Regions from separate parts of the Homo sapiens genome. Here region 2 is linked to region 1. Evidence: read pairs that join two places in POLR2A ChIA-PET (ENCODE). Cell type or tissue: MCF 10A. All regions are shown on one strand. Each heading gives the region's core, and the rest is flanking DNA. Links, peaks and the distances in the headings are about the cores only. Region 1 has its middle 5.2 kb from the start of PPM1G. Region 2 overlaps ZNF512 (zinc finger protein 512).

The links. Peaks named below come from ENCODE experiments on the same cell type or tissue, not always from the same donor. Only the 100,000 strongest peaks of a DNase experiment are listed, where the experiment ranks them.
Region 2: POLR2A ChIA-PET joins it to region 1 with 6 read pairs; 5 of 35 experiments call an interaction of 5 or more read pairs at or near these places.

Annotation. Positions count from the first base shown.
Region 1 is chr2:27,412,568-27,416,960 of GRCh38, forward strand. No RefSeq gene overlaps it. Among named protein-coding and RNA genes, the nearest start is that of PPM1G, 5.2 kb to the left of the region's middle. In MCF 10A, for the core only: no CTCF peak of the experiment used is centred there; a DNase peak (open chromatin) is centred at 1,844.
Region 2 is chr2:27,601,096-27,605,488 of GRCh38, forward strand. ZNF512 (zinc finger protein 512) reads left to right here. Exons shown (of 14, transcript NM_032434.4): 7 at 261-347; 8 at 1,368-1,466; 9 at 2,045-2,212. Among named protein-coding and RNA genes, the nearest start is that of ZNF512, 20 kb to the left of the region's middle. In MCF 10A, for the core only: no CTCF peak of the experiment used is centred there; no DNase peak of the experiment used is centred there.

The DNA of each region.
Region 1 (4,393 bases), core at 82-4,081:
ATTGTTTAAAGAGCATGAATTTTGCCACATATTACCTATGAGATCTTTCACAAGTTACTTATTCCCTCTTAGGCTAAGTTCATCTGCAAGACAGACATACAGCATCTACTCTTCAAGACTGCTTTAAGGATAAGAGGAATTGAATGTAAAGTGCTGAGTTATCCATAAATGTTGTATATTATTCAACAAAAGACTGCTGTTTAAGTGTCCATACATACACGCTAAATATGGAATGGAAGCCACATTTAATTGTGTTCACAAAAAATAGGAGGTGGCCTGAAAATAAATGGGAAAAAAACAGACAAGAAAAAAAGTGGAAAAGAAAATATAACTCGAGGCTGGGCACAGTGGCTCACGCCCGTAATCCCAGCACTTTGGGAGGCTGAGGCAGGCGGATCACTTAAGGTCAATAGTCCGAGACCAGCCTGGCCAACATGGTGAAACCCTCTCTCTACTAAAAATACTATATAAACACACACACGCACACACACAATATGACTCAAGGAAAAAGTAACGCACTGGGAGAGCAATAATGTTACAGAGAGGGGAGATAGATACTAAGGGGGATCATGGAAAGAGGTGAAAAAGGAGAAAGAGTATGAAGATTATCCCCTCACCATCCTATTCCCCTCAAAGTCACTACAGTATATTTCCAGTGACGTAAAGGTTTCATGCTTTGACTAGAAGGGAGAAAGAAAAAAAATTTTAAAAAAAGGCCGGGCGCAGTGGCTCACGCCTGTAATCCCAGCACTTTGGGAGGCCGAGGCGGGTGGATCACGAGGTCAGGAGATCGAGACCATCCTGGCTAACATGGTGAAGCCCTGTCTCTACTAAAAAATACAAAAAATTAGCCGGGCGTGATGGTGGGCGCCTGTAGTCCCAGCTATTCGGGAGGCTGAGGCAGGAGAATGGCATGAACCCAGGAGGCGGAGCTTGCAGTGAGCCGAGATCGCGCCACTGTACTCCAGCCTGGGTGACAGAGCAAGACTCTGTCTAAAAAAAAAAAAAAAAAAAAAAAAAACACCCAAAACGCAATACTATATTCATAGATCGATTGATAATGCTGAGTCTGTCTTTAAAGTATGAGCTGCAAAAATCTGGCTAATCAGACATGGTAATAGAGCCAGCTCCTGAACATGTACTTGAGGTGTTAGTCCACATGAAAAAAGGGTTTTTATGGCAGGCATGGTGGCTCACACATGTAATCCCAGCACTTTGAGAGACTGAGGTGGGTGGATCACCTGAGGTCAAGAGTTCAAGACCAGCTTGACCAGTATGGTGAAACCCCGTCTGGCCGGGCACGGTGGTTCACGCCTGTAATCCCGGCACTTTGGGAGGCTGAGGCGGGCAGATCACGAGGTCAGGAGTTCGAGATCAGCCTGACCAACGTGGTGAAACCCCGTCTCTACTAAAAATACAAAAATCAGCTGGGCGTGGTGACACACACCTGTAATCCCAGCTACTTGGGAGGTTGGGGCAGGAGAATCGCTTCAACCCAGGAGGCAGTGGTTGCAGTGAGCTGAGATCGTGCCATGGCACTCCAGCCTGGGCAACAGAGCGAGACTTTGTCTCAGAAAAAAAAAAGAAACCCTGTCTCTACTAGAACTACAAAATTAGCAGGGTATGGTGGCAACATGCCTGTAATTCCAGCTACTTGGGAGGCTGAGGCAGGAGAATCACTTGAATCTGGGAGGCAGAAGTTGCAGTGAGCCGAGATTGCGCCACTGCACTCCAGTCTGGGTGACAGTGCAAAACTCCGTCTCAAAAAAAAAAAAAAAAAAGAAATTATGAACCCTGAGGCATGTAATTATAGATCTCTGGGAATGTTGCCAGCCTGGGAGACATTGCCTTAAAGGTTAAATGTGGATGGGCGTGGTGGCTCACACTTGTAACCCCAGCACTTTGGAAGGCTGAGGCGGCCGGATCATCTGAGGTCAGGAGTTCGACACCAGCCTGGCCAATATGGTGAAACTCTGCCTCTACTAAAAATACAAAAATTAGGTGGGCGTGGAGGCAGGCGCCTGTAATCCCAGCTACTTGGGAGGCTGAGGCAGGAGAATCGCTTGAACCTGGGAGGCGGAGGTTGCAGTGAGCTGAGATCCCGCCATTACACTCCAGCCTGGGCCACAGAGCAAGACTCCATCTCAAAAAAATATATATATATATATTAAATGCTCTAACTTTAGAGTATAATGTGACATCAGTTCAATTGTAAATTTGAATGTGAACTGAAGATCACTCAAAAAAGTGTTAATCTAGATCATCCAAAATATGCCAATATGCTTGTATTTATATTAAATATTATAAATTTATGTTGTCTTCCTATGTTACCCAGGTTGGCCTCAAACTCCTGGGCTCAGACAATCCTCCCACCTCAGCCTCCTGAGTAGGTGCATGCTGCTGTGCCTGGATCTCATTGTTTTTGACCCTTTCTTCATATACATGTGATTCATATACATCAATATTATACTATTCATGAAATGATACCTTTAAAAACTAAGCAGTTTTGATACCATATTCCTTCTTGGTTGTGATTAAAGGTGAAAGATTGATCCAGAGAGGAAAAAAATAATCTCAGGGACAAGATTTAGGGCTAAGAAAGAAGGAATTCAAATATTTTGAAGGTACTAAAAACGAAGAGGGAGAGTCTATTTCTGGGATTCTGGGCTAGTTCTTACTCCCCTTTATACTCATTAATTTATATATATATTTTCTGTAGATGATAATATCTTGACTTTTTTTTTTTTTTTTTTGAGACAAAGTCTCACTCTGTCACCCAGGCTGGAGTGCAGTGGCGCGATCTCGGCTCACTGCGACCTCCACCTCCCAGGTTCAAGTGATTCTCCTACCTCAGCCTCCCAAGTAGCTGTGACTACAGGTGTGTGCCACCACACCCATCTTTTTTTTTTGTAATTTTAGTGGAGGCAGGTTTTCATTGTGTTAGCCAGGATGGTCTGGATCTTCTGATCCTCGTGATCCGCCCACCTCGGCCTCCCAAAGTGTTGGGATTACAGGCGTGAGCCACGGTGCCGGGCCATATTTTGACATCTTTTCTTTTCTTTTTGAGTTGGAGTCTCGCTCTGTCGCTGAGGCTGGAGTGCAGTGGCACGATCTTGGCTCACTGCAACCTCCTCCTCTGGGTTCAACCAATTCTCCCTGCCTCAGCCTCCTGAGAAGCTGGAATTACAGGCGCCCGCCAACACGCCCGGCTAATTTTTGTATTTTTTAGTAGAGACTTGGTTTCACCATGTTGGCCAGGCTGGTCTTGAACTCCTGACCTCAGGTGATCCGCCTGCTTCGGCCTCCCAAAGAGCTGGGATTACAGGTGTGAGCCACTGCACCCGGCCCATATTTTGACATCTTATAAAATCCTTTCTGGCTGGGAGAGACTGCCCTTCCAATGCTAACCAATTAGAGATAGCAAAGGACTTTTTTTTTTTTTTGAGATGGAGTCTTGCTCTGTCACACAGGCTGGAATGCAGTGGTGCCATCTTGGCTCGCTGCAACCTCCGCCTCCTGGGTTCAAGCAATTCTCATGCTTCGGCCTCCTGAGTAGCTGAGACTACAGGCACAGGCCACCACACCCGGCTAATTTTTGTATTTTTAGTAGAGACTGGAGTTTCACCATATTGTCCAGGCTGGTCTCAAACTCCTGACCTCAAGTGATCCACCTGCCTAGGCCTCCCAAAGTGCTGGGATTATAGGTGTGAGCCACCACGCCCAGCCAAAACATTCCTTTGATACATAAACTGACCAGTCCAGCGCTATACCTCCCCTATCTGGCCTGTACATCACAAGAAGCAATATTCTTTTGCCTTAATCATCGCAGGCAATTAGGGACCATCCCTAAAGTTTACAGCCTGCAGGAGTTATTCAAACTAGCCAACCCTAAACTCTTTGCCCTGCCTTGCCTTACCCTTAGAAACCCCAACAAAAGTTCTGGCCTAGGCCAGGCGCAGTGGCTCACGCCTGTAATCCCAGCACTTTGGGAGGCCTAGGCGGGCGGATCACGAGGTCAGGAGTTCGAGACCAGCCTGGCCAACATGGCGAAACCCTGTCTCTACTAAAAATACAAAAAATTAGCCGGGCATGGTGGCGCACACTTGTAATCCCAGCTACTCAGGAGGCTGAGGCGGGAGAATTGCTTAAACCTGAGAGGCGGAGGTTGCAGTGAGCCAAGATCGTGCCGCTGCACTCCAGCCTGGGTGACAGAGCGAGACTCTGCCTCAAAAAAAAAAAAAGTTCTGGCCTAGGTTGGGCGCAGTGGCTCATCTTTGTAATCCCAACACTATGGGAGGCCGAAGCACATGGATCACCTGAGGTCAGGAGTTTGAGAACAGCCTGACAAACATGGTGAAACCCTGTCTCTACTAAATACAGAAAAATAAGCCAG
Region 2 (4,393 bases), core at 173-4,172, 190 kb after region 1:
AAGAAAGAAGTAACGCAGGGCTAAATGCCTAGCCCATTACTTGGCAAATATTTGGTTAATGGTAATTCTTATTATTTTAAAAGTGAATTGCCTTTATTTTGCCCTTGAAGACATGACACTGAGTTTCTGGGATTTTGAGATTTATTGACTATTGAGCTTGAGAAATAAAGGAGACATAGATGAAAGCATTTGAGTCGGACTTCATGACATTCTGTTTCTCTGTGGAACAACCTAGCACTGAGCAGTATTTTTCCTTCTAGGAAATGTTTACTTGTCATCATTGTGGGAAACAACTTCGTTCACTGGCAGGGATGAAGTATCATGTCATGGCAAATCATAATAGTTTGGTAAGAGTGTCTTCTGTCTTTTGTGAGTGTTTGGATGTCTTTTTTTTTTTGAGATGGAGTCTCACTCTGTTGCCCAGGCTGGAGTGCAGTGGCACGATCTCGGCTTACTGCAACCTCCACCTCCTGGTTCAAGCGATTCTCGTGTCTCAGCCCCTTGAGTGGTTAGGACTACAGGCGTGCGCCACCACGCCTGGCTAATTTTTTTTGTTTTGTTTTGTTTTTTGAGACGGAGTTTCACTCTTGTTGCCCAGGCTGGAGTGCAGCAGTGCAAACTTGGCTCACCGCAACCTCCGCCTCCTGGGTTCAAGCGATTGTCCTGCCTCAGCCTCCCGAGTAGGTGGGATTACAGGCATGCACCACCACACCTGGCTGATTTTGTATTTTTAGTAGAGATGGCAGTTTCTCCATGTTGGTCAGGCTGGTCTCGATCTCCCAACCTCAGGTGATCTTCCCGTCTTGGCCTCCTAAAGTGCTGGGATTATAGGCGTGAGCCATCGCGCCCAGAAATTTTTTGTATTTTTAGTAGAGACTGAGTTTCACCATGTTGGCCAGGCTGGTCTCGAACTCCTGACCTCAGGTGATCCACCCTCCTTGGCCTGCCGAAGTGCTGGGATTACAGGCGTGAGCCACTGCGCCCGGCCTGGATGTCTTTTACTTATGTGAGTGTAGATATCTCAGTGCAGATGGCTTTGGGATTTTATAAGGGTGTTAGCAAGAAGACCGTTTTGATAAAAGAGTTATGCACAATGAAACCTTTGCAGTGAATCCATAAATATTTGTGTGTTTAGGTTAGCTCCAAAGGTTCATATCTTGGGAGTCAGAGGCTCAGAACTCTTATTTCCATTATATTCACTTCCTTTGTCCAGGAGAAGATGGAGAACACCAGGAGTCAGAAAACTTGGGCTTCATTGGCACCAGCTTAGCTGCCAGTCCAATCCTTGATTCTCCTCTGATATTTTTTTTCCCTGTGTCTTATCTTTTCCATGAATCATCTTCTTGTTTACTTCTCTTGATTTCTAGCCCATTTTGAAAGCCGGAGATGAAATAGATGAGCCAAGTGAGAGGGAAAGGCTCCGAACAGTTCTAAAGAGACTGGGAAAGCTCAGGTGCATGCGTGAGGTAAGGGCCCAAGGACAGCAATTCCTTCTGCCTGAATTCTCAGGTCAATGTCTTTCGTTCTTCTTTCCATTTCTTCTCTTCCTCATTGTAGACTTCCTAGTTCTGTACTATCTTGGTCTCTTGAATCATTAATAGTTGTTTATTTTCTTCCTTATTTCCAAAAATTTATTTTTCTCCCCCTTCCCTTTGTTTGATGGGGTTTCCTTACCATCCTTTTTTTAATGTGATGAAGAGGATCCCAGTGACCCCTCACTGTGCTGGACTTTGGTATATATTGCTGGGTATTTGATATTGGGATGGGGTTGGATCACAGACCAAGGAGAAAGCTCTGACATAGAGTAGATGCACAGTTATAGTTTATCAAGGGCTGACTAAGCTGATTGAAAATCATGCTTGATCAGAGTAAGATGGCCAGAGACAAGGAAGGGTTGTGCTGATGGGAGATGTTGGAGAGGGTCTACTGAAATCAGAGGGTCTATTTGTATTTTGTGGTGGTGAATGCTTTATGGCTGTTTAGAAATTTAGGGATCATGTCAAAAGATGTAAGATTATAGTTTAGGCTTCTCTCCTCTGTTCAGAGTTGCTCCAGTAGCTTCACCAGCATCATGGGATATCTCTACCATGTCAGAAAATGTGGCAAAGGGGCTGCAGAGCTGGAAAAGATGACCCTGAAATGTCACCACTGTGGAAAACCATATAGGTCGAAGGCTGGACTTGCATATCACCTGAGGTCAGAGCATGGGCCTGTGAGTACTGATTCCTTTCTATACCCTGCGTGGGGATGTATTTCGTGGTGAGTCCTTACCCCTCTATCTTCCCATATGTGTTTGGTTCCTCATTTGTATCCTCTTTTAATCTCTGAATGCTTGTGTGTTGTCTCTTCTTTATTCGTTCTTTGTCCTTATTTCTGCCTTTTTAACATTATTAGGTTAGATAAATCAAAATTCAAAGTATAGTCCAGGCAGAAGTAAACTCATTATTATATATTTTATATCTTATATATTTTTATATAGTGTGTGTGTGTGTATATTTTTTTTTTTTTTTTTCTTCAAGAGACAAGATCTTGCTGTCTCAGGCTAGAGTGCAGTGGTGGGATCATAGCTCACTGCAGCCTCGAACTCTTGGGCTCAAGCCATCTTCTTGCCTCAGGCTCCTAAGTAGCCAGGACTACAGGCTTGCGTCACATGCCCAGCTAATTCTTCGTTTTTAATTTTTTGTAGAGACGGGGGTCTCATTATGTAGCACAGGCCAGTCGCAAACTCCTGGCCTCAAGTGATCCTCTTACCTTGACCTCCCAAAGTGCTGGGATTATAGGTGCGAGCCACCCTGCTCAGCCCATTATTTAATTAATTAATTAATTAATTTATGTATTTATATATTTTTGAGACAGACTTTCCCTCTGTTGCCCAGGCTGGAGTGCTGTAGAGCAATCTTGGCTCACTGTGACCTCCGCCTCCTGGGTTCAAGCAATTCTCCTACTTCAGCTTCCCGAGTAGCTGGGATTACAGGTGCGTGCCACCACGCCCAGCTAATTTTTGTATTTTTATTAGAGACGGGGTTTCACCATGTTGGCCAGGCTGGTCTCGAACTCCCGATCTCAGGTGATCTGCCCACCTCGGCCTCCCAAAGTGCTGGGATTATAGGCGTGAGCCACTGTGCCCAGCCCCATTGTTATACTTTTAAAACTAAAGGCATTCCCCCATAGCTAGAGCTTTTATGGGCATCTGTCCAGCTGGTTCCTCTCATTTTTTTGGTTTAAATTTTTTTGTTCTCATTACATTTCCAAGGTTTCCCACCCTGTGGTTTCTTTTTTTTTAGAGTCATTTGTTAAGATACAATTTACACATAGTAATGTTTACCATTTTAGTGCATAATTATAAGAGTTTTGACACATGTATACAGTCATGTAACCACTATCACACTCAACACATAGACTAGGCGGGGTGCCTTAGCTCACACCTGTAATCCCAGCACTTTGGGAAGCTGAGGTGGGTGGATTGCCTGAGTCCAGGAGTTTGAGACTAGGTTGGGCTACATAGTGAGACCCTGTCTCTACAAAAAATGAAAAAATAAGCCAGGCATGGTGGTGTACACCTGTAGTCCCAAGTACTTGGGAAACTGAGGTGGGAGGATCACTTGAGCCCAGAAGGTTGAGGCTGCAGAGCTGTGATCATACCACTGCATTCCAGCCTGGGTGACAGAGTGAGACTCTGTCTCAAAACAAACAAAAAAAAGATGTTTTACAATTCCATCACTACCTCAAGTTGACTTGTGTCCCTTTAGTCAGCCTTTTCCTCCAGCTACAGCCTCTGGCAACCACTGATTTATTTTCTGACCCTATAGTTTTACCCTTTTCAGAATGTCATATAAATTGAATCATACAGCATGTAGCCTTTCAGTCTGACTTCTTTCATTTACCATAATCCATTTGTGATTCATCCATGTGTTGCATGTATCATTAGTTTATTCCTTTTTTTTTCTGACTAGGATTTCATTATATGGATGTTTCAAGTTTGTCGTTTATCTGCTTACCAGTTGAAGAACATTTGGTTGTTTCTAGTTTTTGATGATTACGAATAAAGCTGCTATAAACATTCACAAAGGTTTTTGGGCTGGGCACAATGACTCATGCCTGTAATCCCAGCACTTTGGGAGGCTGATGCAGGTGGATTGCTTGAGCTCAGGAGTTCGAGACCAGCTGGGCAACATGGTGAAACCCCATCTCTACAGAAAATACAAAAATTAGCTGGGTGTGGGTGGTGCACGCCTGTAGTCCCAGCTACTTGGGAGGTTGAGGCGGGAGGATGGTTTGAGCCCAGGAGGCGGAGATTGCAGTGAGCCGAGATGGTGCCACTGCACTCCAGCCTGGGTGACAGAGCAAGACCCTGACTCAAAAACAAAAAATGAAAAGATTGTTGTGTTTTGTT